2 separate regions of the Homo sapiens genome follow, and region 2 is linked to region 1. A link is an interaction called in ENCODE POLR2A ChIA-PET data of the cell type or tissue named here. Cell type or tissue: PC-9. All regions are shown on one strand. Each heading gives the region's core, and the rest is flanking DNA. Links, peaks and the distances in the headings are about the cores only.

The links. Peaks named below come from ENCODE experiments on the same cell type or tissue, not always from the same donor. Only the 100,000 strongest peaks of a DNase experiment are listed, where the experiment ranks them.
Region 2: POLR2A ChIA-PET joins it to region 1 with 10 read pairs; 6 of 35 experiments call an interaction of 5 or more read pairs at or near these places.

The regions. Positions count from the first base shown.
Region 1 is chr18:12,279,789-12,295,366 of GRCh38, reverse strand. No RefSeq gene overlaps it. Among named protein-coding and RNA genes, the nearest start is that of TUBB6, 21 kb to the left of the region's middle. RefSeq lists enhancers at 5,336-6,099, 6,350-7,343, 7,344-8,339, 13,716-15,578. In PC-9, for the core only: no CTCF peak of the experiment used is centred there; a DNase peak (open chromatin) is centred at 7,166; H3K4me3 peaks cover 1,459 bases; H3K27ac peaks cover 390 bases.
Region 2 is chr18:12,334,110-12,349,687 of GRCh38, reverse strand. It overlaps AFG3L2 (AFG3 like matrix AAA peptidase subunit 2), which reads left to right. Exons shown (of 17, transcript NM_006796.3): 13 at 1,305-1,415; 14 at 5,441-5,556; 15 at 9,287-9,487; 16 at 12,153-12,347. LOC107985154 (a long non-coding RNA gene) reads right to left here. Exons shown (of 2, transcript XR_002958227.2): 1 at 12,786-15,578; 2 at 5,365-5,639. Among named protein-coding and RNA genes, the nearest start is that of TUBB6, 34 kb to the right of the region's middle. RefSeq lists enhancers at 12,923-13,778, 14,637-15,492. In PC-9, for the core only: no CTCF peak of the experiment used is centred there; a DNase peak (open chromatin) is centred at 12,627; H3K27ac peaks cover 264 bases.

The DNA of each region.
Region 1 (15,578 bases), core at 3,077-11,076:
CCAGATGTGATGGTGGGCGCCTGTAATCTCAGTTACTCAGGAGGCTGGGTCAGCAGAATTACTTAAACCCGGGAGGCAGAGGTTTCAGTGAGCCAAGATTGTGCCACTGCACTCCAGCCTGGGCGACAGCTAGACTCCGTCTCAAAAAAAAACGCAAAAAACAAAAACCAGTTGATACAACTCCCTCTACAAGGCTACAGCCTGCTTGCCGCATTTTTTCTATTTTATCTATTTCTCTATTAATTATAGTTGATTTGCCAATTCTATTTTAAAAGATCTTGATATCAAGGAATTTATTTGACTTCCTCTTTTACAAAACATTTATTTATTTATTTTTAATGGACAAAAATTGTGTATGTTTATTGTGTACAACATGTCTGGAAAGAGGTATACATTGTGGAAGGGCTCCATCGAGCTATCTTTTTTTTTTTTTTTTTGAGACGGAGTCTCACTCTGTTGCCCAGGCTGGAGTGTAGTGGTGTGATCTCAGCTTACTGCAAGCTCCGCCTCCCGGGTCCATGCCATTCTCCTGCCTCAGCCTCCTGAGTAGCTGGGACTACAGGTGCCTGTCACCACGCCTGGCTAATGTTTTGTATTTTTAGTAGAGACGGGGTTTCACCATGTTAGCCAGGATGGTCTTGATCTCCCGACCTTGTGATCCGCCTGCCTCAGCCTCCCAAAGTGCTGGGATTACAGGCGTGAGCCATCGCACCCGGCCTTGCATTGAGCTATTAATGTATGCATTACCTCACATACTTATTTTTTTGTGACGAGAACACTCAAACTCTATTCTCTTAGCAAGTTTCAGGAACACGATACACTGTTACTAAGCACAGTCACCATGTTGTAATAGCTCTCACCGACTTATTCCTCCTATTACTGAAATTATGTTTCCTTTGACCAACATCTCACCACCCCATTTCACCTCTTCTAAGATGGTAGTGAGCATCTATCCATGAAGTACACGATGAAGAATAAATATTTGTGTAGACAGTTGAGCGCAGCAAGTCCGGTTTGTAACACATGTGACCTGACACCTGTCTCATGCTAACAGGCTGGTTGTCTTGTTGTACAGCAGTTCAGCATACGGGGGGCATATCCCACTCACAGCTGTGATGGAGTGCTTTTCCCTGCAGAGCGCGACCCTTCTGCCTTCAGCGCGTTTTAGTAGGACGGGCTCTGAGTGAGGTGATGGAACCCTTGGGTTAGTCCCTGATGAACCTCTAACTAGCTGTGTGATCTCTGAGCCTCAGCGTCTTCCTCTGCAACACCGGGGGGTTGAATCAAGCCACATGTGAGGATCCCAAACTCCTGGGCTGCCCCAGAGCCTTCTTGTCACATGCCCCAACATGATCGTGGACCTTCATCCTCCACCCACCCCAGCCTGGCCCCTGGTCTTGAACACACGCTTGCAGGGGCTGGGGGCTGAAGCAGGAGCCGAGAGGAGGGGAGAGAAGCTCCAGGATGGGCAGGGGGAGCCAGGTGAGAACCAACTCTGGAATCTCCCAACCCGAGACTCAGGGTAGGGGCAGGGGAAGTAAGGAAAGGCACCCTCACCCTGGGATTTTTGAAAGCAGCAGAAGCAGGACAACTCTCTTACTTGGGGCTCACATATTTGAAAATATTCTTTTATTACCTTTGGGGCTCACATGTTTGAAAATGCTCTTGGGGCTTACATGTTTGAAAATACTCTTTTATTACCTTTCCATTAAAAAGTAATTCATGAGGTTGGGCATGGTGGCTCACGCTTGTAGTTCCAGCACTTTGGGAGGCTGAGGTAGGCAGATCACCTGAGGTCAGGAGTTTGAGACCAGCCTGGTCAACATGGTGAAACTCTGTCTCTACTAAAAATACAAAGATTAGCCAGGCGTGGTGGTGGGTGCCGGTCATCCCATCTTCTTGGGCAGCTGGGGCATGAGAATTGTTTGAACCTGGGAGGAGGAGGTTTCAGTGAGCTGAGATTGCACCACTGCACTCCAGCCTGGGCGTCAGAGTGAGACTCTGTCTCAGGAAAAAAAAAAAAGAAGGAAAAAAGTAATAGATGATAATAGATGAGTCTTGTAAGATGAAAAAATTTTGGAGATCGGTTGCACAACTATGTGAATATGTTTAATGCTATTAACCTATACATGTAAAAATGGGTAAGATGGTTAATTTTATGAGAGAGAGATATAGAGATATATGAGATATATATGATATAATAATATATATTATATTTTATATATAATTTTATATATAATTATTATTTTTGAGATGGAGTTTTGCTCTTGTTGCCCAGGCTGGAGTGCAATGGTGTGATCTTGGCTCACCACAACCTCTGCCTCCTGGGTTCAAGCGATTCTCCTGCCTCAGCCTCCCAAGTAGCTGGGATTACAGGCATGCACCACCATGCCAGGCTAATTTTTTTTTTGTATATTTAGTAGAGACAGGGTTTCTCCATGTTGGTCAGGCTGGTCTCAAACTCCCGACCTCAGGTGATCTGCCTGCTTCGGCCTCCCAAAGTGCTGGGATTACAGGTGTGAGCCACTGCGCCCGGCATGAGATTTTTTTTTTTTTTTGAGGTGGAGTCTCGCTCTGTCGCCCGGGCTGGAGTGCAATGGCACCATCTCAGCTCACTGCAACCTCCACCACCTGAGTTTAAGTAATTCTCCTGCCTCAGCCTCCTGAGTAGCTGGGATTACAGGCACGCACCACCATACCCAACTAATTTTTGTATTTTTAGTAGAGACAGGGTTTCACCATGTTGGTCAGGCTGGTCTCAAACTCCTGACCTTGTGATCCACCCGCCTCGGCCTCCCAAAGTGCTGGGATTACAGGTGTGAGCCACCGCGCCCGGCCTGATATGTTTTTTTAACCAGAATTTTTTTTTTTTTTTTTTTTGAGTCAGAGTCTCACTCTGTTGCCCAGGCTGGAGTGCAGCAGCGCGATCTCAGCTCACTACAACCTCCATCTCCTGGGTTCAAGCCATTCTCTTGCCTCAGCCTCCTGAGTAGCTGGGATTATAGGTGCATGCCACCATGCATGGTGTCAAACTCCTGACCTCGTGATCCGCCCGCCTCGGTGTCCCAAAGTGCTGGGATTACAGACGTGAGCCACCATGCCCGGTCCTTAACCACAATTTTTTTTTTTTTTTTTTAGAGGCAGAGTCTCGCTCTGTCGCCCAGGATGGAGTACAGTGGTGCGATTTTGTAAAGGGGGAAGGGGAGTAATAGACAAGCTTCACAAACATTGGAGAACACTGAAGAGTAACCAAAGATAACACAGATACAGCTCTATGCTCTGCAGGCCGTATTGCTCACACCCTTCTTCCAGGGACTGTCTTGACGGTTTCATTTGCAGTATTCTCCGTCCCCTTCAATGTGACTCCGTAGTGTCTAGCCCTTGCGGTTGTCAGAGCACAGAACCCTCCTGCTAATAGAGGGGTGGCTGGGATGAGCGCGTCTCACAGCTCTGTGGCTTAACTTGGGCTCTGCCACACGGGAACCTGGGGGATGTAACTGTAACCGTATGGGGCTGTCGGGTAGCTGTGTGCTGTGTGTAAGTCTCGTCCTGTTGCTGTCCTGCACGCGGCAGGCATGTCACATGTTTGGCGGCATGCACACCACATACCTGCACCAATAGTCCTGAAGCTGTAGGAGACAGTTCTGAAACTGTTTTGTTGAGGGCCACTGGGCTATTAAAAGTAAAGGTCACATTAAGTAAAATATTGATCTAAGTGATTATTTGATTTGGAAGGTTGTTGTTTTGTGTGGGATTTTTGGGATAGAGAAGGATATACTCATTCACCTTTTATTTACAATCAAACAAGTATTTACCAAGATCATGTAACAAACAAAATAAATGTTCCATTCTGTGTTAGTGAGAAGAAAATAGAGGGCAGGATGCAGAGAAAAGGGAAGAGGCCCAGAGAAGACAGGCCACTGTGTTTACAGGGGGCAGAGGCTGTGGGGGGATCGGGAGGGCACCTTCCTGTGGGTAGCACCCTGCTCATCTTTCCCTGTGGCTCCGCCCTGTGCCCTGTGCCCTCTGCACTGCCCAACCTGCTTACAGGGAGGGCCTGGGAGTTCAAGGGCCTTCTCGACCAGAAGCTTCAGGTCAGGGTCACAAGTGCGTGGCGCTGTTTGGTTCTGTTAAACACAATTTTGGTGTTTAATGACGATTTCTTGATTTATTCACTCTTTTCTTCCATAAATATTGAGCACTTGCCATGTCCCAGACACTGTGCTAGGTGCTGATTGTAATCCTTATGAATATTTAGTAACATCTGAAACAGACAAAAATAATCATAATAATTATTGTAACTTATATAATCATATGATACTATATCTATCTATCTATCTATATTTTTTTCTTTTTCTTTTTTTTTTTTTGAGACAGAGTCTCACTCTTGTCACCCAGGCTGGAGTGCAGTGGTACAATCTTGGTTCACTGCAACCTCTACCTCCCAGGTTCAGGTGATTCTCCTGCCTCAGCCTCCCGAGTAGCTGGGATTACAGGCACCAGCCACCACACCCGGCTAATTTTTATATTTTTAGTAGAGACAGGGTTTTGTCATGTTGGTCAGGCTGGTCTTGAACTCCTGACCTCAGATGATCCACCTGCCTCGGCCTCCCAAAGTGCTGGGATTAGAGGTGTGAGCCACAGCGCCTGGCCTATTTTTCTTTTGTATATTTAATTTTTAAATATAATAAAAGGCAGGGTCTCACTATGTTGCCCAGGCTGGTCTCAAACTCCTGGGATCAAGTGATCCTTTCACCTTGGCCAGAGTGCTGGGATTACAGCCGGGAGTCACGGCATCCAGCCAATATTATTATAATAATTTATAAAATTGTTCCAGGAACAAATAGTGACTGCCATCATTCTTACTATTACATGGATTGGCACATTTTCTTCCTGTCCATACTGAGGATGGAAGTGCTGAGAATGAATGCGGGAAGCTGCTGGTGAGGGCAAGAGGGCAGGGTGTGGAAGGTGCCTAGCAAGGAATGGCAGCCTGCCTTCCACCAGGGCTGGGAGGCTCAACAGCCAACAGTGAGGGCACCCGTGCTCCAGTCTGCAGGGCAGAGGGGCCCTGATGCAACCCTGCAGGGGGCAGGGGCAGACTTTGTGCAACACAGCTGAACTGGCACAGGTTCTGGGAAACAGGATTTCCCAGGGGCACCCTGGTGACTTCTGCCTTCTCTTGCCTTGCAGGCCAGTGGTTTCCAGGACCATGCCTGTGGTGAGTCCAGAAAGTGTGTGCATGCAGGCCAGGATACAGCTTTGTGTGACACAGATTTTATAAGTCAGAACTTGCATCTGTTGATTAGTTATCTTCCTCTTTGCTTTGTGATGGCATTCATGGAAAAGCCATAATTTCAGTGGACCCCACTCAGAACCTTGACCTTTGGCTCTAGTCACAGAACTTTGTTCCCCTAGGCTTCAGACCCTGCCTAGGTACTCCAGACGAGCCCTCCCAGGACCTGGAGTCTCTCCCTGCAGCCCGCACTTCTTGTTTCCTGCTCTCCCCACAGCTGCTACCTCCATCCTTGGTCCCAGACTTCCACCTCTGTCCTCTGCTTGGACCCTGCTCTCGTGCCCATCCACCTCTGGGACTTCTGCCCTTCACCTCTGAAAAAACCCTCGCCTGGCTGGGTGCAGTGGCTCACGCCTGTAATTCCAGCACTTTGGGAGGCCAAGACGGATGGATCACGAAGTCAGGAGATCGAGACCATCCTGGCTAACATGGTGAAACCCCGTCTCTACTAAAAATGCAAAAAATTAGCCAGGCATGGTGGCAGGTGCCTGTAGTCCCAGCTACTTGGGAGGCTGAGACAGGAGAATGGTGTGAACCCAGGAGGCGGAGCTTGCAGTGAGCCAAGATCACACCACTGCACTCCAGCCTGGGCGACAGAGCAAAACTCTTGTCTCAAAAAACACAAAAACAAAAACAAAAAAAAACAACAAAAAAAAACCAAAAACAAAACCCTCGCCCACTTCCCTCCCCTCCTTCCAGCCCCTTCCCCATCTCTGGATCTTTTGGATATGCTCATCTTTCTTCCTGCCTTTCCTGCCACCAGCTGAACTGTTGCATAATGAACAGCTGCCAGCAAAGATATCTAAAGCTGTGCTGCACTTTCTCAGTTAAAAGCACAAGTGGAAGGTTCATTCTTTTTTTGAGGTATTTTTACCCCTGTGGATTGGTTTGAATCAACTTAATCTGCACTGTCTGCACCTCCAGGCTAGGATGAGCCAATGTGCTCTTTTTCAGGTCCCAGATTCCAGGTGGGCAGGATATCACCAGGCCAGCTCTGTGAGAGCTGAGCGACCGCCTCCTGTCTGTACCCACCGCAGCCTCTGCACTCACCAAGCCCTGTCCCAGCAGAGGATCCCGCCTTTCACATTCAGAAGTCCCACCTCCGGCACTAGAATACACATTCCTGAAGGTTAAAGAGGACACCTCCTGCGTGTTGTGCATAAGACTCAGTGTGTTACTTTCTATGCCAATGCCCTAAGCGAGTGATTGTGAATGGAGAGACTAGGACGGCAGAAAGCTTGCCTTGCAGGAGGCACCCAGAATATTATGAGAGGAGGACCCAGAATATTATGACTGGAATAAGGAAAAATTGAATAATGCACGCCTTAGCAAAGTGGCTCTCTCTAGGCTTTTCTCAGAGTTTAACATATTATAAATTAGAATGGCATTAAAAAATAGAATCAGAATGGTTTGCACCTGATTATGATCGGCCAGGTGTTTGCCTGGATTCCATTCCTAGTCAGTCCCCGCCGGTCTAGTTAGGAACCGAGCTTTGTAGCGAGTCCTAGGCTTGGTCTTGCGTGCTCCTTGGAAGGAAGGGTGGTGGTGGGCAGGGAGGTGGATGGCTGGGTCCCCCGGGCCTTTCTCTTGGACAAGGCTGCAGCTCGTCCTCTCTCAGGCTCCAGGGCGGGGAGGGCACCTTCTTTAGCTAACAGCCTTGCTGGGAAAGTTACTGTGATCATGTAGGTAAAAACGCATTGTCAACCGCAAACTTCCAGACGAAAGTCCTGTGAAATTCTTATCGTCTGTTCTGGACAGTGGCGCGAGGGCTATTTGGAGAGTTGAACTCAGTGTGAGCCCAGCACGCCCCGCCCCAGCTGTCTCAGCTGCACCCAGGAATCCTGCGGTGGCCACTCCCCGCTCCAGCTGGCCCCGTGATGCAGAAAACATTTTTCCCCACCCATCCCAGCAACGCTCACCCTTCCTTACTAAGTCACATTTGTGCCTGACTCCCAAGAATACGCTTCACGCCCACGCATGGAATCAAGGGGGAAACCAGCAGATCCGCGCTGTGTCCCTTGCCTGGCCCGGGCACCTCTCGCGACCGCAGTCCTGTCCAGGGCGGACATCGTTCACGTTCTTACAGATGAGGGTGCCGAGTCTGGGAGAGGCCAAGAGACGTGCCCGGGCGCACATTTGGCCCCCAGCTGCTTACAGTAGAAACGGGGCCCCGGAGCTCCGCTGGGTATCTGCTCGGCAGGGCGCCCCCGCCTGCAGCTGCAGCGGACTCGGTCAGAACCTGATTCAACGGGAGGAACCACGTTGTCCAAAGCTCATTCCTGGGAGGGGAGTTCTGCCCAGGCAGACAGGGGGTCACCAGGCTTTCCTTGTCGGATGAGATTTTTCTCCCTGGGCGACCCCCACCATCCTCGCCTCCTCACCTGGCCTCTGCTGGGAGGAGCGGCTGGGTCGGCAGCTTGGGCTGGCCACTGCCTTTACCTGAGCGCCTGCGCCTGGGTCAGCCTGGCAGGCAGCAGCAGGCCAAGGAATGCCCCTGCAGGGAGGTGCGACCGGACAGCTGACGCCCGCCCTGCCTGTGCCGGCTGTTCCGAGGACGCCGGAATGTGGAGTGGGGACCCCGAGAGGGAGTACGCCTCTGCACCATCACTCGGGGGAGCGTGGGGAGCCCGCGTCCTTCACCTCCAGGGCAGGCGGAGGTCTGGGCGCAGGGCGGGCGGGAGCACGGTGCATAGCCTGACACCGCTCATTCGGGCTGAGCTGGCGCAGCTCACCTGGCTGCCAGCACCGACGCCGCATGAGCGCTCTGCGGCCACCTGCATCCAAAGAAAGCCTCGACGGCTTGCCATAGGGAAGCCCTGCGGGTCTTGAGCTCACCTTGAGGAAGCCCTGAGCAGTCAGGAGGCCGTGCCCTCCGGAAACCCTGGCAGCCCTGGTCGTCCAAGTGACAGTCTCCAGAGCTGTGGTTAAAGGAAGGGCTTGGCCGGGATCATGCCTGTCATCTAGCACTTTGGGAGGCCGAGGTAGGAGGATTACTTGAGGCCAGGAGTTCAAGACCAGCTGAGGCCAGGAGTTCAAGACCAGCCTGGGCATCACAGTGAGATCCCCATCTCTGAAATATATACATTTAAAAGAAGAGCTTCATTCACAGTTCCCTGGGAGGGAGGAAGCATTTAAAAAAAATCAATCAATTGGCCGGGCGCGGTTGCTCCTGCCTGTAATCCCAGCACTTCAGGAGGCCGAGGTGGGTGAATCACCTGAAGTCAGGAGTTTGAGATCAGCCTGGCCAACATGGTGAAACCCCATCTCTACTAAAAATACAAAAATTAACCAGGCCTGGTGGCAGGTGCCTGTAATCCCAGCTACTTGGGAGGCTGAGGCATGAGAATCGCTTGAACCCGGGAGGCGGAGGTTGCAGTGAGCCGAGATCACGCCCCTGTACTCCATACCACTGCACTCCAGCCTGGGGGATAGAGCGAGACTCTGTCTCAAAAAAAAAAAAAAAAGAAAAGAAAAGAAATCAATCAATAAAACCCTTTTCATTATAGAACATTAAAAACATACCCAAATCAGAGACTAATGAAAGCCCATGTATCCATCACCCAACTTCATCTGAAACAGATCTTAACAACTGTGCCTGTTTCTTAAAGAAAAGAAACAAAAAGGTGTATTAGTATCTGAGTTATAGTAAATGTTTTCATTCACTCTTTTCAGGAAAAAATGGGCAAATAAATGGTCAAACCTTTTGAAGATACTGTATTGAACTACTCTTAGCCCTTTCTTTCTCCTTAGTGTGAAAATTAAAGGGTGTACTTCCCAAGCATCTGTGCTTGCTATATGCCCAGCCCCATCCAGGCTCCAAGCTCTTTATTTTTATTTTTATTTAGAGATGGGGGTTTTGCTATGTTGCCTAGGCTGGCCTCCATCTCCTGGGCTCAAGTGATCCTCCCACTTCAGCTTCCCTAGTAGCTGAGACTACAAGTGCTTGCCACCACGTCCGGCCCCATTTAAAAATTAGAGTGAATATGCAAAGCTTGAAATAGACAATTTGGCAGGTGCAGTGATTCACACCTGTAATCCCAGCACTCTGGGAGGCTGAGGCAGATGGATCACCTGAGGTCAGAAGTTTGAGACCAGCCTGGCCAACACAGTGAAACCCCATCTCTACTAAAAATACAAAAAAATTAGCCAGGTGTGGTGGCGCATGCCTATAGTCCCAGCTACTTGGGAGGCTGAGGCAGGAGAATTGCTTGAACCTGGGAGGTGGAGGTTGCAGTGAGCCAAGATTGTGCCTCTGCACTCCAGCCTGGGTGACAGAGTGAGACTCTGTCAAAAAAAAAAAAAAAAAGAAAAAGAAAAAGAAAATAAAAGAAAATAACCAATTTGCCTTTTCAGCTTTGGCTCTGCAGCCTGCCTGTTGAGGCCCAGCTAGTCTTACTCTAGCTCCCAGCTTGCCAGACACATCAGTAGATTCTTCATGCCACTTAAGAGATATCTGGGAGCAAATAAAAAGTTTATGGAGTAAAAAATCTGATGCGATTCCAGGTTTACATATTTTGTTGCATTATACAACACTTTATATATATATTTTTTGAGAGTCAAGGGTCTCTCTATGTTGCCCAGGCTGGTCTTGAACTCCTGGCCTCAAGTGATCCTCCCATCTCAGCTTCCTGCGTAGACTTCAGGCTCTCCAGTGGTAATTGAATAAGATGATAACCCCCATAACCCAGGCACTCCAGAGGCCTGGCTGACCCAGCACGCCCGAGGAGGCACCTGTGGATATGGTCTCTCCCAGTCCCGGAGGGGAGGAGGACCAGGTGGGTTTGTCTTCTTCTCTACATCCCCAGGATCTTAGAGGTGGCTTTCAGAGAGATCCCAAGGCTGGTCACAAAGGGACCATCAGGCTTGCCCCAAGGCCAGCCCTGCCTCCCTGGGGGACCCCCCAGGTGGAACCCATTCTAACATCCCCTGTTCAACAGCTGCACCCGGGCTGCCTCCCTGAGCCCCCTGGAGTGGTCACTCTGAAGGGGGCTCCTTCCATTTGTCGTGGTCTTGTTGAAAGATTGTATTGTCATTTAACATTTCTGCTTCACACTGACAGAGACTGCAGGGAAATAAAAGAAGCTAATGAAAGAAATACACCCTGCAGGATTGGGGCAGGTTCAGGGCAGAGCATTGGAGAGCCCAGTTTGTGGACTTGAGAGGACTCTACATGTTGGCTTGTGGAGGAAGTGGGGTGGGGTCCTTTTGGGGAAATGCTGGATCAAGCACAAAGGCACTGCCCTGCGGTAGGGAAGCTGGACAGGAGGGATTAAAAAAAAATAACTCAAGAGGACAGAACTATAACCTGTGGGTAGAAGTTTTAGGGACCCAGATATTTGTCTGAAACCTCCCCAGAGTTAGCTGGCCATGGTGGACCTGTAGTCCCAGCTACTTGGGAGGCTGAGGTGGGAGAATCTGTTGAGCCTGGGAGGTCAAGACTGCAGTGAGCTCTGATCATGCCACTGCACTCCAACCTGGGCAACAAAGCAAGACTTTACCTTAAAAAAATAAAACACACCCTAAGACAGACAAAACTGCACAAGTTGAACGAGCTCCTGTTGCAAGGGCTGCCATATCTCAGTGTTCAAGCCAAGGATGGTGAACAGCACGGGGATCTTGGGGAGAAGGGTTTCTGTGCACCTTCATAACATCTGAGACTCAGCTCCCAACCCTGGCACATTTTATCCTTTGAGGAGAGAGATGATTTTTTTCCTAAAGTAAAATATCATTTGGAGTAAATCCTGGTGAATTAGGTAAAGGAATAAGTCAAAGCATTACTGTTAATTCTTCTGTTAGGTATAGGAGTGAGTCAAACCTTTCAGGTTTTTATTGTGTTTGTGTGGCAGGTAGCGGAGACTCACTGGGCCGGTGGCGCAGGGGTAAAAGAATTTACCAAGACAGTTGTAGGTAAAGAAAGGCAGATTTATTAGAGAAAGTAGGAAAATGTGTTGCAAGGTTGCAGTGGGCAGAATCAGCAGAAGAGGAGCTGCCTGCCAGGAGACCAAGGCTGGCTGGGGAGTTTATAGAATGGAACTTGAGCTGACTGATAACTAACTTCCATTTTTCTATCAGCCTAGGTGTTTGATAAATTAAGGTGTTTGTTGATAAGCAGGAAGCTTGTGAGCTCTGTACGTTATCTGCTCAGGAGGGCCACATGTCCTGGACCATAAAGAAAAACAGACCCACAGCATGTCTGTTTCCTCTCTTTGTTTATCTGTCCTGGACCATGGAGGAAGCCAGACCCATTGCTCATCTGCTTTATCTCTTTGTTTTCACCTGGTGCCACCAACCTGACTCCTTTTTCCTCATTAGGACTCTGCAGATTGCATGGTTTTCTTTCTTTTTTTTTTTTTTAAAAAAAAAAAAGAGATAGAGTCTTACTCTGTCACCCAGGCTGGAGTACAGTGGTGCAGTCATAACTTACTGCAGCCTCAACCTCCTGGGCTCAAGTGATCCTCCTGCCTCAGCCTCCCAAAGTACTGGGATTACAGGTGTGAGTCACTGTGCCCAGCCTTTGTAAGTTTGAGGTCTAACCACATACCAATGAGGCAGGTGTTGGTATATGGCTTGAAAGTGATCCTGCCTTAGTTGTCTTCCCACATGTCATTCCCATGAGCTGTGTGTACAGTTGTGTGACTGTGCGGGCTGGGAAGTCTGAAATCTGCAGGGAGGCTGCAGGCTGGAGCCCCGGAAGAGCTGATGTCGCAGCGCCACCCGCAGGGCTGTCTGCGGGCAGAATTCTTTCTCTAAGGGGATGTCAGTTTTTTCTCTGAAGGCCTTCAATGGACTGGATGAGGCCACTCCCTAATGGGCAACCTGGAGGGCATGTGCTTTACGTAAAGTCCACAGCTTTAAATGTTAGTCTCATCTTCAAAAATATCTTTCACAGCAACATCGGGATTGGTGTTTCACCAGAAACTGGGTGCCGTGGCCTGGCCAAGTGGACACGTAAAGTCACCATCACGAGCAGTAACATCACAATGGCTGGGTGCGTGGGGGGCTGTGGAAAAAACACTGCTTTTTCTCTCTGCTTTCACTCTCAATACAGAGTATTTCACCTTAGGGCACCGAAATGCGTGGGGATTTCTCTCCACAGACAACCCGTTCTCCAGCAGACACCAGCTGAGTGTCCTCTCATTCAATTCAACTCTGACACAGTCCTCTTGGAGACAGCATCAAACACCACGGGCTGAGAGCTCAGTCCTCAAGGCTGCCCTCACTTTTCACGCCCATTGCAAGCCCCAAGCTGTGACAAATCTCAGTTCCCCTGATCCCCGGCTTGGGGGTGGTTAATTTGCTAGGGTAGCTCACAGAACTCAGGGAAATCCTTTCTGTATGTTTAGCCTTTTATTATGAAGGATATTACAAAGGACACAGATGAAGACACTCATGGGGAAGGCATGTGGGGCAGGGCATGGAGCTTCCGTGGTCTCCCTGGACACCACGATCTCAGAGCCTGTACGTGTTCACTCTCTGGAAGCTCTTTGAGCCCTGTAGCTTGGGGATTTTTCTGGAGCCTTCATTACATAGGCACAATTGATTACCTCATTGGCCACTGGTGATTGATTCAAACTTCAGCTCCTCTCCCTTCCCCAGAGGTTGGGGGATGTGGCTGAAAGTCCTGACCCTTTAATCACAGGGCTGGTTCCCTGGCAACCAGCCCCTATCCTGAGGCCATGCAGGAGCCCACCAAGAGTCTCCTAAAATGATGCTCCTGGCCAGGCGCGGGGGCTCATGCCTGTCATCCCAGCCCTTCTGGAGGCCAAAGCAAGTGGATCGCTTGAGCCCAAGAATTTGAGATCAGCCTGGACAACATAAGGAGACCTCATCTCTACAAAAAATAAAAATGATTAGCCAGGCATGGTGGTGTGCAGCTGTAGTCCCAGCTACCTAGGAGACTGAGGTGGGAGGATCACTTGAGCCCAGGAAGCTGCAGTGAGCTGTGATCACACCACTACACTCCAGCCTGGGTGACAGAGCAAGATGCTGTCTTGAAAAAAAAAAGAAAAGATGCCCCCATAACCCAGGAAATTCCAAAGGATTTAGGAATTCTGTCAGCCATTCCAATCACTCAGGAGATTACAGATTTTAGGAGATCTATGTCAGGAATGGGGGCAGAGGCCAAAAACGTATTTTTTATTATATCACAATATCACAGGGGTCCTGGTACCCTGGCCTGGCCTTGGAGTGGCAGGGAGAACCTGGCTCCCAGCAGTGGTGGCCTGAAGCCTTCTTGCAGGTGGGCTGGGGGAGTTGCCGCAGTGACCTTCACAGACTGGCCTCCGACAGTCATAGCCAGTGGGCATCTCAGGGGAGGCCTGGGTGGGACACAACTCCCCATAGTCGGAGTGTGTCCCCCACTGCCTTGGCACATGAGCCCCTGGGGCATGAAGTGGGGGAGACCACTCAGTGGAGTGGAGGCTCAGAATAAAAGGCACTGCACTGATCATCAGATTTTAAAAGCAATAGCTCATGCCCATAATCCCAGTCCTCTGGGAGGCTGAGGTGAGAGGATCACTTGCACCCAGGAGTTGGAGAGCAGCCTGGGCAACATAGTAAGATCCTGTTGCTAACAACAAAAAAAAAATCTAAAAAAAAAAAAAAAAGATGATGAGCTGGGTGTGGTGGTGTGCACCTATAGTGTCAACTACTTGGGAGGCTGAGGTGGAAGATACATTTAAAAAAATGTTATGTTGGCCAGGCATGGTGGCTCACACCTGTAATCCCAGCACTTTGGGAGGCCAAGGTGGGTGCATCACCTGAGGTCAGGAGTTCAAGACTAGCCTGGCCAATGTGGTGAAACCCCAAAAATACAAAAATTACCTGGGTGTGGTGGCACGCACCTGTAATCCCAGCTATTCAGGAGGCTGAGGCAGGAGAATCGCTTGAACCCAGGAGGCGGAGTTTGCAGTGAGTCGAGACCACACCATTGTACTCCAGCCTAGGCAATAAGAGCGAAACTCCATCTCAAAAGAAAAAAAAAAAGTTATGTTGATTTTGCCACAATACAATAAAATCTTGGGGAAGACAGAGCTCTCCTCCTGGCCCACTGGGACTTGAGAGCTGGCTGTCAGAGCTGGAGGGCAGGCAGGTAGCCCCATGGCCTCTGCTGCTGGAGGGGGCCTGGTAATTCTAGCAAGGAATAGCTGTCCCCGTGGAGGTGATGGTAGAGAAAGGTGCTGGCCACAGTTTTCTTTCCCTACAATTTATAACACAGGAGGGAGTGGGAGCCAGGAGACCCTGTGTGGGGACAGTGCCATCCTGGGTGGAGGCCCACCCCCACATGTGGCTTGATGAGCCGCCCCCACCTCATCACATGAGGAGAAAGGAGAACTTCCCTTTGGGGAAATGGACCCCCGTTTTAGAATCCTAGTCCTGAAGAGGCCTACGCCATGGCTTTGAGCTGGGCTCCTGACCTGGCGGGTGGTGACAGTTTCCTTGGGGTGCAGGAGAAGGGCAAGCTGTGGCTGGCCAGCTGAAAAGTGCTGGCTGGAAGAGGGACCGTGTTTACATTTTTAAAATCTGGGCCAAGAAAATCTGTCTGGGAATGGAGTTCCTGGACCAAGTCGATTGGATCCTGATTTTATGGATGAAGACAGTGGTTTGGGCTGTGAAGTCTGGTCACTACAGGTGATTTTAGCCAGAGTCTGTCTCTGGCCATGAGATCATGGCTCTTAGAGCATTTCATTCTGATGTCCTCAGTTCATCCCAGGCCTGCACTCTGTTCCCTGCTGCTGGCAGAAAGTGCTCCTTGAATCTAGCCTACGGATCATGTGGCAGAAACACACCAGGACGCATGCGCGTGGGATGCTCATGGCAGCTACCTGTGTTTGTGCGCCTGAAAAAGAGGTCATAGGAGTGACGTCCAGGTCCATGTAGTGACTGCAGGAGCATGAAACCTGGGCTCATGGGAACCATTTCTTTTTTTCTGAATTGTGATTCTAGAAGTGAATAATTTCCAATTCGAGCTCTTCTGCTTGGCCCCATCAAAGACACACAGACGAACACTCAGCCCCTGAAGGGACACACACGCCACCCTGGGGGTTCAGCTGAAGGCTTAGGTGGAGGCGGCATCCAGGCCTCACAGGGTCCAGGCCCTGAGCCCGCTGGAGTGCCTTGGCTCTCCCCACCCACCCTCACCTGCATGGGGCACATCCTGGTCTGAGCTAGCGGGCTAAATGCAGATGATAGAGAAACTAAGATGAGAACGAGAAAGTGTCACATTTGGAGTGCCTGTCACCTAATCCGAACCAGAGACAAGACAGCCACGCCTGCTGGGACC
Region 2 (15,578 bases), core at 4,805-12,804, 53 kb before region 1:
CTCCACCTCAAAAAAATAAAAATAAAAACATGTGGTCTTTTGTGCCTGGTTTATGTTCACTTAACATAATGAACAGGATTGATTCAAATTGTGGCAGGCATCAGAACTTCATTCCTTTTTGTGGCCAAGTAAATGTGCCATTGTTTGGCTGTTCCACATCTTGTTGATCCACCCATCAGTTGATGGCCATTTGGGCTGTTTCCACTTTTTGGCTATTATGAATAATGCTGCCATGAACATCGGTGTACAGATTTTTTGTGGTCATAGTGTTTCTCTTGGTATATACCTAGGAGTGGAATTGCTGGGTGATATGGTAACTCTAACTTTTTGAGGAACTGCCAGGTTGTTTTAATTACCTGTGCCATTTTACATTCCCACCAGTAACCTGTGAGGGTCCCAGTTTCTCCACATCCTTGCCAGCACTCGTCACTGTCTTTTTATTACAGCCATCCTAGCTGGTGTGATTTGGCATCTCACTGTTGTTTTGATTTGCACTTCTCTAATGACTAGTGATGTTGAGCATCTTTTCATGTGCTTATTCCAATAATTTTTTAATGTAAAATATGATCCTTTCCCATTCCCTATTTCTCTCCTTCTGAACGCAAAATGAAATAAAAAAAGAACAGTTTGAGAAGTATGAAAAGATTATATACAATAGTGTGGTCAGAAGATGATCATCTTGTTCCAGGGATCCTAACTTTTTACTTGTCTTTGGACTTTGAAATTTATAATGTTTTAATATTTGTTTATTTAACACAGATGGTATGCTGTAGCTTATTTATGCTACCATATACTTAACTGAAAAGTTAGTTTAAAGAGATGGATCTAAAAAGCATTTGACAAGCTTTTAGCTATATTTAAATTTAGTTGTTTCACTGAATGTACTAGGTGATTATAAAAATTAGATTTTTCATCATATATCAGTACTTCACCTAATATCTATGCAAGCCATTTTTCCAACACAGGTGATAGAACTAAGTTATTTAAATGAGCATTTTTAGATGCTGTCTTAGTTTGCTATTATGTGAGCTATATTGTCTATTAAGGTAAATAGTTGCCTGTAATTATCTATTGACTACTAATACTTTCATCTTAGTTCAGAGGGCCAGAATTATACCAGGCTTACATTAAACGCTAGAATAGCTTAGGGTTATCATGAGTCAAAACAGAATTATATTTACACAAAACCTTTATTCATTGTACTGCTGATTTAAAAATTAACTATGGATTTGGCTGTCCATATTGTGTGACTGATCAGTTTGGGCGTATTTCGGTGGGTAAGCTGTTCTGTGTTCATTTTTTAGGTGCTGATGTTGCTAATGTCTGTAATGAAGCTGCGTTGATTGCTGCAAGGCATCTGTCAGATTCCATAAATCAGAAACACTTTGAACAGGCAATTGAACGAGTGATTGGTGGTAAGGAAACTGAACATAACTCAAGTGGAAAGGCTGATAAAATGAATTTGAGGCCAGGGATTTCTCTGTTTGGGCAAGAACTAGAAGCAAAGAAAGTGTATCCACTCAGCCCTGGGGCCCACCACATTTGTGCTCTCTTGGTGTCATGGCCCCTCCCATGCCTCTCCTCCCTCTCCTCCTTCTTCCTGCCACCGTCCCCTGCCACCTGCCCTCTGCATGGAGGTCCATGGTGCTGGGTGAGTTTGAGATGGCAGCTCACGAATGCTTTGCTTGCACAGGCAGCCAGCAGCGAGGTGTCTACCCATGAACTATACCAATCAAGTTTGTTAAAAAGCTCACAACCTTCCTGTTTACAAAAGTTTCATCACATGAGTTAGAGGTGCTCTGTGCTAGATACAGGTGATGGGTGTAAAATATCTGTAACAGCCGGGTGCGGTGGCTCACGCCTGTAATCCCAGCACTTTGGGAGGCCGAGGCAGGCAGATCACAAGGTCAGGAGTTTGAGACCAGCCTGGCTAACATAGTGAAACCCCATCTCTACTAAAAATACAAAGATTAGCCAGGCATGGTGGCTCGTACTTGAAGTCTCAGCTACTTGGGAGGCTGAGGCAGGAGAATCGCTTGAACCCGGGAGGCAGAGGTTATGGTGAGCCGAGATCGTGCCACTGCATTCCAGCCTGGGCAGCAGAGTAAGTCTCTGTCTCAAAAAAAAAAAAAATAATAATAATAAATAAAATAAAATAACTGTAACAGGCGTAGAGCTGGAAGTGCTTCCTCAGTCAGCATAGGGGGAGCGCACACAGTGCGTTTTCTTAGCATTCCATAGGGCTTCTGATTTAATCCCTAAAGGCAAGTAGCAATTCAAGAACTTGGGCATTCAAAGGAAGGGGAAGCCCTGCACCAGGCAGAGTTCCACGGAAGAGGAGGGGTGTGCCCCAGGCTCAGGATGAAACTGGGGTGTGACGTGGAAGTGGCCTGGCAGATGGACTTGAGGCAGTCTACCCTGTGTTGAGGGAGAGTAAACTGGTCAGTTTTGGAAAGTCTTGAATGTTAAGCTCAAAGACTTTTAAAATTTTGTCCTATGGCCAGTGTTGAATTAAGGTGGGTTTTTTGTTGTTGTTGTTTTGTTTTGTTTTTTTGTTTTTTGAGACAGAGTCTCATTCTGTCACCCAGGCTGGGGTGCAGTGGCACAATCTCGGCTCACTGCAACCTCCACCTCCAGGGTTCAAATAAACAGCTTTCCGAGTAGCTGCTATTACAGGCACCTGCCACCATGCCCGGCTAATTTTTGTACTTTTAGTAGAGATGGGGTTTCACCACGTTGGCCAGGCTGGTCTCTAACTCCTTTTTTTTTTTTTTTTTTTTTTTTGAGATGGAGTCTTGCCCTCTCCCCCAGGCTGAAGTGCAGTGGCTTGATCTTGGCTCACTGCAACCTCCACCTTCCGAGTTCAAGCAATTCTCCTCCCTCAGCCTCCCAAACAGCTGGGATTACAGGTGCGTGCCACCACGCCTGGCTAATTTTTGTATTTTTAGTAGAGATGGGGTTTCACCATGTTGGCCAGGCTGATCTCGAACTCCTGACCTCAGGTGATCTGCCTGCCTCGGCCTCCCAAAGTGTTCGGATTACAGGCGTGAGCCACTGAGTAACATAATGATCGATGGTATTTTAGGAGAATGAATCTGGCTTTGAAGAGTAGGGAAGCCTCTGGATGGAGGCAGAGAACCTTGCAGTCATCACTGTGAGCACCATGAGCCCACAGCTTATCAGGGGGGAGCACCAGTGACAGCCGTAAAAAAAATGAGGACAGACTGAGAGACCGCAGGAGTGTGGGGCGCTTGCAGAGGCAGCTGGCTCGTAGAGAATGAGCTGTCCTGCATGTGAGCCGGGGCAGGGGTATGCGTGTGTGACTTGGGAACAGGCAGTGGTGGTCCCAGGGTGTGCCAGGTGGAGTGAGATGGGCGGTTGGGGACACTTGGAGCCACCCTCCTGGGAGAGAGGGAGTTGCAGAGGAAATGTTACCCAGTGCTCACATTTGGTAAGAGGAGAGAAAGGTGAGTCAGCAAGGTCACCCGTGCTCATGGTGTACCACAAGCACTGAAGGTGCATCAGCAGACAAGCGAGGAAGATGTGCCAGTAACAGGGACCTGTAGGCTGGAGGGGACAGGAAATGAGGCGCTGGCAGTAGGGCGAGGCACAGGGATGTGGAGGAGGAAGAGGAACTTTGGATTTGGCAGTGAGCGTGTTAGGGTGACTTTTGACAGTTCATCTGAGTAGAGGGTACAAAACCAGACGAGTGGGGCTTCCAGTGAGGACATAGAGGCTGGTAGAGCAATGTGGTTTGCCGGGGATAGGTGCCCAGTAAACAATGAATTGTTGAATGAATGAATCACCAGCCCTTTTATTCTATAAATTTGTTATTGAAAAGGTAAACCTCAGATGGTAAGAGTTGTGAATGGAATGAAGCAAAATATAATAATTCACTGTAGAGACAGGTGAAAACTGTGTATTTATGCCTTTTTTTTAGGTTAAGGAGAAGTGATCAGAGAGGGCAGGGCAGAGCGGGCAGCCACGCAGCCGCAGGTTTTGCTCTGAGGCAGCTGCTGGGCCCCGCAGGCAGTGTTGTGTAGTGAGATAGGCACTGAGAAAATGAATGACTCCTAAGGTGAACTGTGGGGAAAGAAGGCTTCTTTGCTTTTACAGGTAAGCCAGAAGTGTTCATCGGCAGACAGACTTAACTCCTGTTTTGTAACTTCCCGCCCTGTGGCATATGCTTGTCTTGGGTTGTGTCATTGGGAACACAGCTTTTGTTTTTGTCTTCCAGTCTCCTTAACATCAGCTGAGAAATTCTCAGGTGGATTACCATGAACATGGCAAAACTACTTTTGCCACTGTGTGATGATTTGTTTTAGTACAAATGGCGCAGTTAGTTTTTACAGCACAGAGGTATGGAGTGAGGGGCAGAGCCCACGTTGATCCAGGCCAGAGAAGAATCACGCTCAGACTAGAGTCCGGTCAGCACTGTGGTGGACGCAGGCTGCAGCACGGGTCTTGTGGGCCCTGTGTCGCTGGGGTTTGCCCTCTGGGTCTGCTCTGCCACTTCTGTGGCTTGCTCTGAGCCATAGGGCCGGCTGGTTAGGTGAGGGTGCGCCAGCATCAGCCTGGCTGGCTCCACCTAGGTAGCTCCGGGTGTTGAACTGGCTGCCTGCTTTCTCAGACTCTCTTCTGCCTTCCAGCAGAACAGACAGCAGGTAGTGTCTTATGGCAGCCATCTTCGCGTGCCCAGTATTTGATAATTCTGAATACCTAGACTATGCAATGAGGACCTTTCCAGAGTTTTGGTTTCTGTAATTTTGCGTGTTTTAAAATGACCTTAATGCTGAATTTTATTTTACATTTCTATTTGTTTCCCAAAACACAGGGTGTGTGGCTTAAAAGTGAGAGAGTTAGGGTGAAAGCAGGCCTGGGGATGGGGGAGTGAGTGCATTTTTGCTGTAGTTGTATTTTGAACCTGACCTTTTGCTTTTATTCTGACCTTGATTGGGAATTCTATTTAATTTTTTAAAAAAATTTTTAACTTAATTTAATTTTTTTTTTTTTTGAGACGGATTCTTACTCTGTAGCCCAGGCTGGAGTGCAGCGGCATGATCTCAGTTCACTGCAACCTCCGCCTCCTGGGTTCAAGTGATTCTCCTGCCCCAGCCTCCCTAGCAGCTGGGAGTACAGGCGCTCACCACGACGCCTGGCTAATTTTGTATTTTTAGTAGAGACGGGGTTTCACCATGTTGGCCAGGCTGGTCTCGAACTCCTCACCTCAAGTGATTGGACCACCTCAGCCTCCCAAAGTGCTGGGATTACAGGCATGAGCCACTGCGCCTGGCCTTGATTAGGAATTTTTGGATTGTGATAGGCAGCTCAGTCTCCAAACCCCATTTTAGGTAAGGCAATGTATAGCACTGTATAACTGTCTTTTAATGTCAGTGTCACTGTAACAATGGCTTGGGTTTTTTTGTTGTTATTTTGTTAGGCTTAGAGAAGAAAACGCAGGTTCTGCAGCCTGAGGAGAAGAAGACTGTGGCATACCACGAAGCAGGCCATGCGGTTGCCGGCTGGTATCTGGAGCACGCAGACCCGCTTTTAAAGGTGAAGCAGGGTAGCTGCACTAGGCAGCCAGTGCATGGGTGAGCAGATGCTCGCTGCAGTCACTCAAGAAGCAAGCTACACTCCTGCAAAGGAGAAAGAAACAAGGCTTTAGCCAAAACTTCTGGTAACTTCTGGTAACCATAGTTGCACAAACCGTCCCATAGATAAATATAAAATTTGGACAGAAAATTATTTAAAGGGACCACAGAGTGTCCAAAAGCAGGCGAGAGCTGGAGAGTTTGCTCCTATAAAGCAGCAGTTGCAGTGGGTTTGAACTGGGAGCCTGTGGCTTTCTTGCCAAAGGGTTTTTCATAATCTCCACACTACAGTGGTATGAGACATAGTCTTTATTATCCTGAGGTGGTAGAGGAGATAGTCCAGGACTTAAAGAATACTGGAAATTTAACAGGAAAATCCCAGAAGCAAGAAAACTACCAAGTGGTGAGGCCCGAATCTGAGCAGGAACTGCCCAAATCTCAGGCCGACAACTAAACTACACATGCACAGTGGCAATCCCAGAGAACCTGGCAAAAGGGTAAGCAGAGACCAAAGAGAAATCTACCCCTGAAAGACGGGGGAACCATGTGAGATTTTTAAGTTTTTTGCTTTTCAACTGAGGCATTTCCCGAACTGCTGCAGCACAGATGACAGAAAGCAGCTGCCTCCCTGCCTTGCGATGGGTATCAGGGCTGCTGGGAATTGAGGCGGGCCAGGGGTGTGGGGGTCCCCTGAAGCAAGGGAACCATAGAGAAGACAACATTAGAGTGTCCATAAAACATCCTAAGGAACCCACAGAGAACCCACTAGAACTAATAAGTAAAGTTAGCAAGGTTGAAGAATTCAAGGTCAGTATACAAAGACCAATTGTATTTCTGTGTATTAGCAATAAACAATTGGAAAATGAAATTTTAAAAATTCAATTTCATTAGCAATTTCAGTAGCATCTAAAAACTCGAAATATGGAGGAATAAATTTAAGAAAATATTTGTAGGACATGCACATTGATAACAAGCCCTAAATAAAAATAGAGGTGGACTTTGCTCATGGAGTGTTACATCAGTTCTCCCAAAACTAATTGATAATTTCAGTGCAATCTCTGGTAATTATAGCAGATTTTTTTTTTTTGTGGAAATTGAGAAGCTGAATCTAAAACCGATATGGAAATACAAATGAGTAAGAGTAGCCAAAACAGTAAGTTACTCATCCCAGTATTAAGACTGTGCAGCTACAGTGATGAGAGTGTAGTGCTGGTAAGAGGACTGGCACGCAGGCCAGTGGGGTGGAATGGAGCCCGGAAAGTGAACCACAAACTTTTGGTTCACAGAGGTACCAGGATAATTCAAGGGGGAGGAATTGTCTTATCTACAGGTGGTTCTGGCAACAGAGTATTCACAGGAAAAATGGTGAACGTTAACCCTTGCATCATATGCAAAAAATTATTTGAAACAGGTCATAAGAACTAAAACCATCAAACTTCTAGGAGAAAATACAGGGAAAAATCTCTGTGGCCTTGACCATGCAAAAATTTCTTGGGACACAAAAAGCATGAGCCACAAAAGAAAACGTTGATAGGTGGGATCTCATCAAAATTTCAAACTCTCTTTCTTTGAAAGACAGTTAAGAAAATAAAAAGGCAAGCCACGCCCTCCAAAAATACATGCAGTACATATACAGGACAAAGGACTTATTTCTAGAACCTGTAAAGAACTCTTAGAACTCAATAATAAGAAAACAACCCAGTAAAACAATGGGCGAAAGATTTAAACATGCATTTCCCAGAAGGTATATGAGTGGGCATTAAGCACACACAGGGTATCATTATTTATCAGGGACATGCAAATTCACCCATGAGCTACCTGAACATACTTGCTAGAATGGTTAAAATGAAGAAGAGACAGTCTTCATTGTTGATAAGGATATGGAGCAGTTGAAACGCTCACACGTTATTGATAGGAATGTAAAATGGGGCCGGGTACAGTGGCTCATGCCTGTAATCCCAGCACTTTGGGACGCCGAGGCAGGCGGATCACTTGAGGTTAGGAGTTTGAGACCAGCCTGGCTAACGTGGCGAAACCTGTCTCTACTAAAAATAGAAAAATTAGCCAGACATGATGGTGAACGCCTATAATCCCAGCTACTCAGGAGACTGAGGCAGGAGAATCACTGGAGATGGGGAGGATCACTTGAACCCAAGAGGCGGAGGCTACAGTAAGCAGCAGTCGTGCCACTGCACTCCAGCCTGGGGGACAGAATGAAGCTCTGCCAAAAACAAAAATAGGGAATGTAAAATGGTACCATTGTTTTGGAAAACAGTTTGGCAGTTTCTTATTAAGGTAGACGAACACTTCCATGTGACCAAACAATTCAACTTTTATTTCCCCAAGAGAAATAAAAACCTATGTCCATGCAAGGACTGTTACTACTTTATGTATAATATCAATAAACTGAAAATAACCCTGACTTCCATCAAGAATGAAATGGATATTTGGTATGTTTGTAGCAGTGGAGTGCCACACAGCAGTAAAAATGAATGATTATTAATACATACAGCAGTATCTATGGATCTCAAAAACAGGGAAAGAGGCCAAACAATGAAGTATGTGCCATACAATTTCATTTATTTGCAATTCTAGAAGCTAAACTAATCCATAGGGACAGAAGGCATGTCTGTGGTTGCCTGGGGTTGGGTGTGGAGGGAAAGACTCCCTACCAGTGGGTACAAGGGAACTTTCTGGGCATGATGAGAATATTCTGTATCTTCATTGTGGCTTGATGTTATGTTTGTCAAAACTCATTGAACTCTACACTTCAGATGGGTGCATTTTACCATATATGTCATCTCTCAATAAACTGAATTTTTTAAAAATTAAAGGAATTTACTTAATTGCAAAAGAGGACTGGAAAGGAAAGGCTGCCGAGCATCTTGGCCTGCTGTACCCCTCTTCCTTCAAAGGAGGGTGTGGCCACGTCCGACAGCAGAGTTGAATGAAGCCTGCATGCTTGCACAACATCAGAACTGTCAGAATGTCAAGATGGAATACTTTCAATTGAGTTTTACAAAAAGACAAGAAATTTGCTGGGTGTGGTGGCGCATGCCTGTAATCCTAGCACTTTGGGAGGCCAAGGTGGGGGAATTGCTTGTAGTCAGGAGTTTAAGACCATCCCGAGCAGCAAAGTGAGACCCTGTTTTTACTTAAAAAAAAAAAAAAAAAGAAAAGCCATTTAGAATTCTAAGGTGAAGCTGGACGTGGTAGCTCACGCCTGTAATCCCAGCAGTTTGGGAGGCTGAGGCAGGAGGATCACGAGCTCAGGCGTTCGAGACCAGCCTGACCAACATGGTGAAACCCCTTCTTTACTAAAAATAAAAAATTAGCCAGGCCTGGTGGTGGGCGCTTATAATCCGAGCTACTCAGGAGGCTGAGGCAGGAGAATCACTTGAACCCGGGAGGTGGAGGTTGCAGTGAGTTGAGATCGTGCCACTGCACTCCAGCCTGGGTGACAGAGCAGGACTCAATCTCAATCTCAAGAAAAAAAACACTCTAAGGTGAACTTATCCTGAGAGAAAATACTCCTCCTGAGCAGTCACTGCTAGATCACATCCCACTAAGGCTGATGAACTGTGCGGCTGTTGTGCTTATTTTTAGTCAATGAGTTTATCTGTTTATACACAGATGTTTTGATCAAGTCTTCATCTGTAGTAGGATCTTCAACACTGTTTTCTACTTACCAGGTATCCATCATCCCACGTGGCAAAGGACTAGGTTATGCTCAGTATTTACCAAAAGAACAATACCTCTATACCAAAGAGCAGCTCTTGGATAGGATGTGTATGACTTTAGGTGGTCGAGTCTCTGAAGAAATCTTCTTTGGAAGAATTACAACTGGTGCTCAAGATGACTTGAGAAAAGTAACTCAGAGTGCATATGCCCAAGTGAGTATATGAAAGAGTGCATTTCCTCCTCATGTATTCATATTTGCACGAGAAATTGACATTCTATGAATGGCTCTGAAACAATATAGTTGTGCTTCACTGTTTTAGGCTTTTTAGGCAAGGATTATCTCTTAAAAGAAGTAAAGCAATTAAAACTTATGAAGAGAAACTTTATTTTTTTGAGACACAGTCTCCCTCTGTTGCCCAGGCTGGAGTGCAGTGGCTCTATCTTGGCTCACTGCAACCTCTGCCTCCTGGGTTCAAGTGATTGTCCTGCCTCAGCCTCCTGAGTAGCTGGGATTACAGGCATGCGCCACCACATGTGGCTAATTTTTTTTTTTTTTTTTTTTTTGAGACTGAGCCTCGCACTCTTGCCCAGGCTGGAGTGCAGTGGTGCAATCTCGGCTCACTGCAAGCTCTGCCTCCCAGGTTCACACCATTCTTCTGCCTCAGTCTCCTGAGGAGCTGGGGTTACAGGCGCCCACCACCACGCCTGGCTGATTTTTTTGTATTTTTAGTAGAGACAGGGTTTCACCGTGTTAGCCAGGATGGTCTTATCTCCTGACCTTGTGATCCTCCAGCCTCCCAAAGTGCTGGGATTACAGGCGTGAGCCACTGCGCCCAGCTTTTTTGTTTTTTTTTTTTTTTGATCTGGAGTTTTGCTCTTGTTGCCCAGGCTGGAGTGCAATGGTGCGATCTCGGCTCACCACAACCTCTGCCTCCTGGGTTCAAGCAATTCTCCTGCCTCAGCCTCTTGAGTAGCTGGGATTACATTCATGTGCCACCACGCCTGGCTAGTTTTGTATTTTTAGTAGAGACGGGGTTTCTCCATGTTGGTCAGGCTGGTCTTGAACTCCTGACCTCAGGTGATCCGCCCGCCTCGGCCTCTCAAAGCACTGGGATTACAGGCATGAGCCGCTGTGCTTGGCTGAGAAACCTTTTTTTTTTTTTTTTTTTTTTTTTTGAGACAGAGTCTCGGTCGCCCAGGCTGGAGTGCAGTGGCGCCATCTGGGCACACTGCAAGCTCCGCCTGCCAGGTTCACGCCATTCTCCTGCCTCAGCCTCCCAAGTAGTGCCCGCCACCACTCCTGGCTAATTTTTTGTATCTTTAGTAGAGGCAGGCATTTCACTGTGTTAGCCAGGATGGTCTTGTCTCCTGACCTGGTGATCCGCCCGCCTTGGCCTGCCAAAGTGCTGGGATTACAGGCGTGAGCCACCGTGCCCGGCCCCGAGAAACCTTTTTTTAGTACAGTATTTAAAGTTTATTTCAGGCTGGGCGTGGTGGCTTTGATATGTATTTTTTCTCTAGCACCTCATTGAAGCTTTTCTAGTTCTGATTTAAGTAGATCTTTCATATCATATGTCATTTCCCTGATTTCTTTTAGCCTGTTTTGAAATAAGAAGATACGGATTTCCTCTTAATATTGACACGTCTTTTCATCCCACTTTTCTTATCTCTGGAGAAACTATTCAGCTTATTTTTTTCTTATAATAACTTTATAAGGGATTTTTCTATTGCCTATTTTTACATGAAATTTGTTCTGCTGCTCTCTTAGGTGGGAGGAGGTCTAGGAGCTTTTCTGACTGTATTCATGAAATGTTAGGAATGTGGTTTCCTACCTTCCAAGCATCCCTGGCTGTTTGATCCCCACTCTTATCTGGGCCTTCTCTTTTTTCCAGTGAGTTTGGGTCTTACTTGCAGAAGCCTCCTCCTTTGTGGTGCTGGTTAGTTTTGGGGGCTCATGGGTCCAGACTGGATCAGCTTCTTCAGACTGTTCCCTGGGCCCCATGGACTCAGTGAACGGGGAAATGCAGTTGCCCTTCTGGTCTCACATGTTCTCAGCGTGAGTGGCATGCCATCCTTCTGGGAAGAACCTGTTGGCAGCTGGGGGTTCTTGTTTCTTCAGGTCTATCAGATGCTTCTTGCTGCTTCTCTACTTTCTCTTGTGCAGATAGTAATATCAGGCTGGGCACGGTGGCTCATACCTGTAATCCCAGCACTTTGGGAAGCTGAAGTGGGAGGATAATTTGAGCCCAGAAGGTCAAAGCTGCAGTGAGCTATGATCATGCACTGCATTCCAGCCTGGGCGACAGAACAAGACCCTGTCTCAAAACAAAAACAAAAAGAAACCAGGTAGTGGCTGGGCTCATGCCCGTAATCCCAGCACTTTGGGAGGCCGAAGCGGGCAGATCACCTGAGGTCAGGAGTTCAAGACCAGCCTGGCCAACATGACAAAAACCCGTCTCTATTAAAAATACAAAAATTAGCCGGGAGTGGTGGCAGGTGCCTATAATCCCAGCTGCTTGGGAGGCTGAGGCTCGAGAATCGCTTGAACTCGGGATGTGGAGGTTGCAGTGAGCCAAGATGGTGCCACTGCACTATAGCCTGGGCAACAGACCAAGACTCTGTCTAAAAAAAAAAGAGAGAAATCAGGTAATAATATCATACAGTTGGGATTTGCGTCCTAACTTTGTTGTAGGTGTTATGCCTGGGCTTCTGGCTCTGTGTTTCTAGTCATGAGTTTAAAGCACTGTGCTGCTGCTGCTGCTGCTGCTGGCTACACAGAGCACCTTTGTGCACTTTAGCCGGCTCCAGGCTGCTGTGTAGATTTTGTCTGGTTAAAGAACAATCATATGTAATCACCACTAATTATGTATTTTTCAGATTGTTCAGTTTGGCATGAATGAAAAGGTTGGGCAAATCTCCTTTGACCTCCCACGTCAGGGGGACATGGTATTGGAGAAACCTTACAGTGAAGCCACTGCAAGATTGATAGATGATGAAGTACGAATACTTATTAATGATGCTTATAAAAGAACAGTAGCTCTTCTCACAGAAAAGAAAGCTGACGTGGAGAAGGTAGGTGCCAGTTGTGGGAATAATTCTTTACAGTTTTGCAAAAAAAAGATTGAAGTGATAGATAGACTGTTTTGGTTGGTGTGTAGACTGCAGAATTCCCTCTCTCTGGCTCACCCATGGGTCCGTTCGTTCTGATGTTTCGTTGTCTGCTCTGTCTTCAAGCGGGGGTTGCAATGTGGTGAGCAGAAGTTGACACTGTCCCGGCTCCTGTGGCTCTTAGGAATGTGACTGAATGATTAATGAAGTCTGTCAGTAACCACAAAGTAAACAAATCAGGACTCTCCCTCACCAGATAGTTCACAGTACTCCTAATGAGAAGCATGATTGCCTGGTTTACCATTGTGTTTCACCTCTAAAATAAATAGGTAGTGAAAGATGAAAGGGCAAGTAAAAGAAGCAGCCAAACTGCTAAGTAGGAAATTGGTACGTGAAAGTTACCTTGCTTGTGGCTTGCTCATGAACTTCCACAAGAAAGCATTGTGTTTGTCGTTGTTGTACCTCATTTGATAGCACCTACAAAAGGAAGGGACCCTTTCTGAACTCAGTGGATTTCTTGCATTTGGTAACTTCTTAATTTTCCAGAGTCCATGTGAAAAAAATTAGAATTAAAAAAAACTTTGAATATTCTATACTGTAATGAGAAAAACACAAATGTAAAAGCCTTTTATAAGGGATTGACACAACTGCCTAATAGATTTATTTTGCCTGCTGCCCAGGTACAGCCAGTTTCTCAAGACAGGGGAATTGCAGTAGAGAAAGAGCTTAATTCATGCAGAGCTGGCTGAATGGCAGCCTGGAGTTTTATTATTACTCAAATCGGTCTCCTTGGAGACCAGGGTTTTTCAAGGATAGTTTGGCAGGTAAGGGCCAGGGAGTGAGGAATGCTGGCTGGTTGGTTGGGGCAGAGGTGAAATCATAGGGCATGGAAGCTATCCTCCTGTGCTGAGTCAGTTTCTGAGTGGGGCCACAGGACCAGTTGGTAAGTCCAGGTGGAGCCATTGGTTGTCAGAAATGCAAAAAGCTGAAAAGCTATCGCAAAAGGCCAAGCCTAAGTTTTACAGTAGATGTTATCTGTAGGAGTAATTGGGGAAGTTGCAAATCTGACCTCCATAATAATGGCTGGTAATTATTTAACCATGCCTACATCTTAGTAGAATGCAGTCTCCTCTTATCCTCCTAATTTGGTGGCCTTTCATTAGTTTTACAAGGGTAGTTTAGTTTTGGGGAAGTGCTATTATCATTTAAACTATAAATTCCTCCCGAAGCTAGCTTGGCCCACACCCGGGAACAAGTGAGGACAGTGTGTGAGGCTAGAAGCAAGATGGAGTCAGCCATGCCAAATTTCTCTTGCTGTTATAATTTTGCAAAGGCAGCTTCACTAAGATTATGCTGTTCAATCAGCAAGTCTTCAAGAAGCCGACTATAACCCCTATGTTAGACTTCAGAAGAATCCATGCTGTCGGTGCACAAAAGTGTGCAGTGAAATGAGTGAGCACCAGCATCCCCAAAACACTGGAAAGCATGCAGCAGGGCTCTGAGGAAGAAAAGGCCAGCATGGGCAGAGTGGTCCAGGACGGCTCTGCAGGAGATAGGGCCGAGGTACCCAGAAGGATGAGCAGGTCATAGAGCTGAAGGAAGGGGAAGGAAGAGTGTGCGGCGTGGAGCCCGGGGGCAGCCCTGAGCCTGCTGCACTTGCAGGTGGTGGACCCTGTAGACCCAAGAGTGGCTGAGACAGATCTCTGTCAGCTTAGAGGTTTGTTTCGTCAAGGTTGAGGATGTACCCAGGGAAAAAGAAACACCAGTTACAGGGGATCTGTGGTCCCTGCTTTTTCCAGAGAGAGCTTCGAGGGCTTGAATATTTAAAGGGGAAAGAGTGGCAGGAAGGGAAGGAGGAAGGGAGAAAAGGGGAGGGTAGGTGGTGAAGGTGAGTGGTCGCATTCTTGATTTTTGCCCATTGAATCCACATGTGACATGTGAAAGGAGGAGTAGAGGGATGTCAGTTACGCATGCATCTCTTGTTCAGTAAATCCTCATTTTACATGCAATAAAGTAAACATAGAGTAGAAGAAAGAGTCAAATACACATTTGTCTCAGGTTGGCAGAGGGATGATTTCTGGTCTGGTCTTTGTCCATTCCTGTGAGATAAGCTGTTAACTTACATTGTCAGGGTGAGATCCAGCAGAACTTTGTTTCAGGGTAAAGGTTTTAGGGCCCACAAGGAATCTCCTTGTGAGCAATGAGTGAGGGAGGCCACCTGGGGAGATAAATGGTTTCTGTCTTTGCAGCCATCTCTTTAGGAACAATAGGAAGGCAGCTCTTGTGCAACTCAGTTTCCAAGCTTAACTTTTCCCCTTGGCATAATGCGTTTAGGGTCCCGAGATTTTATTTTCCTTTCATAAGTCCCAGGCCCTCCAGAGCTAGGTAGAAAGTTGAGGCACACAGCTTTAGAAGTAGAAGTGATCTTAAAAATGATCTAACCCAGCCTCCTTATTTTGTAGTAGTTCTTAAAGGAGTCCTTAAAGAATCTTGAGCAGAAATGATGAAAAGATCATTTCAGGAGAGTGTGGTGGCAGCATGCCAGCTGGATTGGAACAGGAACACAGACCAGACCAGCTTGGAAGCAGTGGGGGCATCTCAGCACTCCTCAGGTGGTGCCTGCAGGGGTGGCCATGAAAATAAAAAGGCAAAGGCAGAGCTGTAAAACCAAGACTTCATAGAGAACAAAAGAGAAGAAAGCCCAAGAATGACTCCAAGGCATCCCTGGGCAGGGGGAGGAAAGGGAGTGATAAACGGTTTGGTCTCAACACCCAAGAGGATTTGAGCAAGGCGCATTTGCAATCAGAATATGAACAGAGGTCAGGGCTGCCAGATAGCCAGGTGTTGAGCTGTGAAAGACAGGAATGCAGAAGAGCCCAGTCCAGATGAGCCCTCTGTGAGGCACTGAGGAGGTCTGCAGTGATGTGAGAATCTCCCCAGTTCTCCCACCCATCCACAGTCTCAGTGTCTGTACTCACACGACTCACGCTGCACAACTAAGGTCTGTTTATTGAAAGGAGAATTGGGTTAGCATGGTGAGGCTCTTGAAACACTGGACAGTTTTGAAGTACTTTCTGGTCCATCAGAGAGAATGAGCCACGTGCAGAATACTGCAGAGCCAGCCAGGAGGTAGGGAGGCTATGGAGAAGAGAGGGGCTAGGGCCTGTGCTCCTGAAACCATTGCCTTCCAGACTC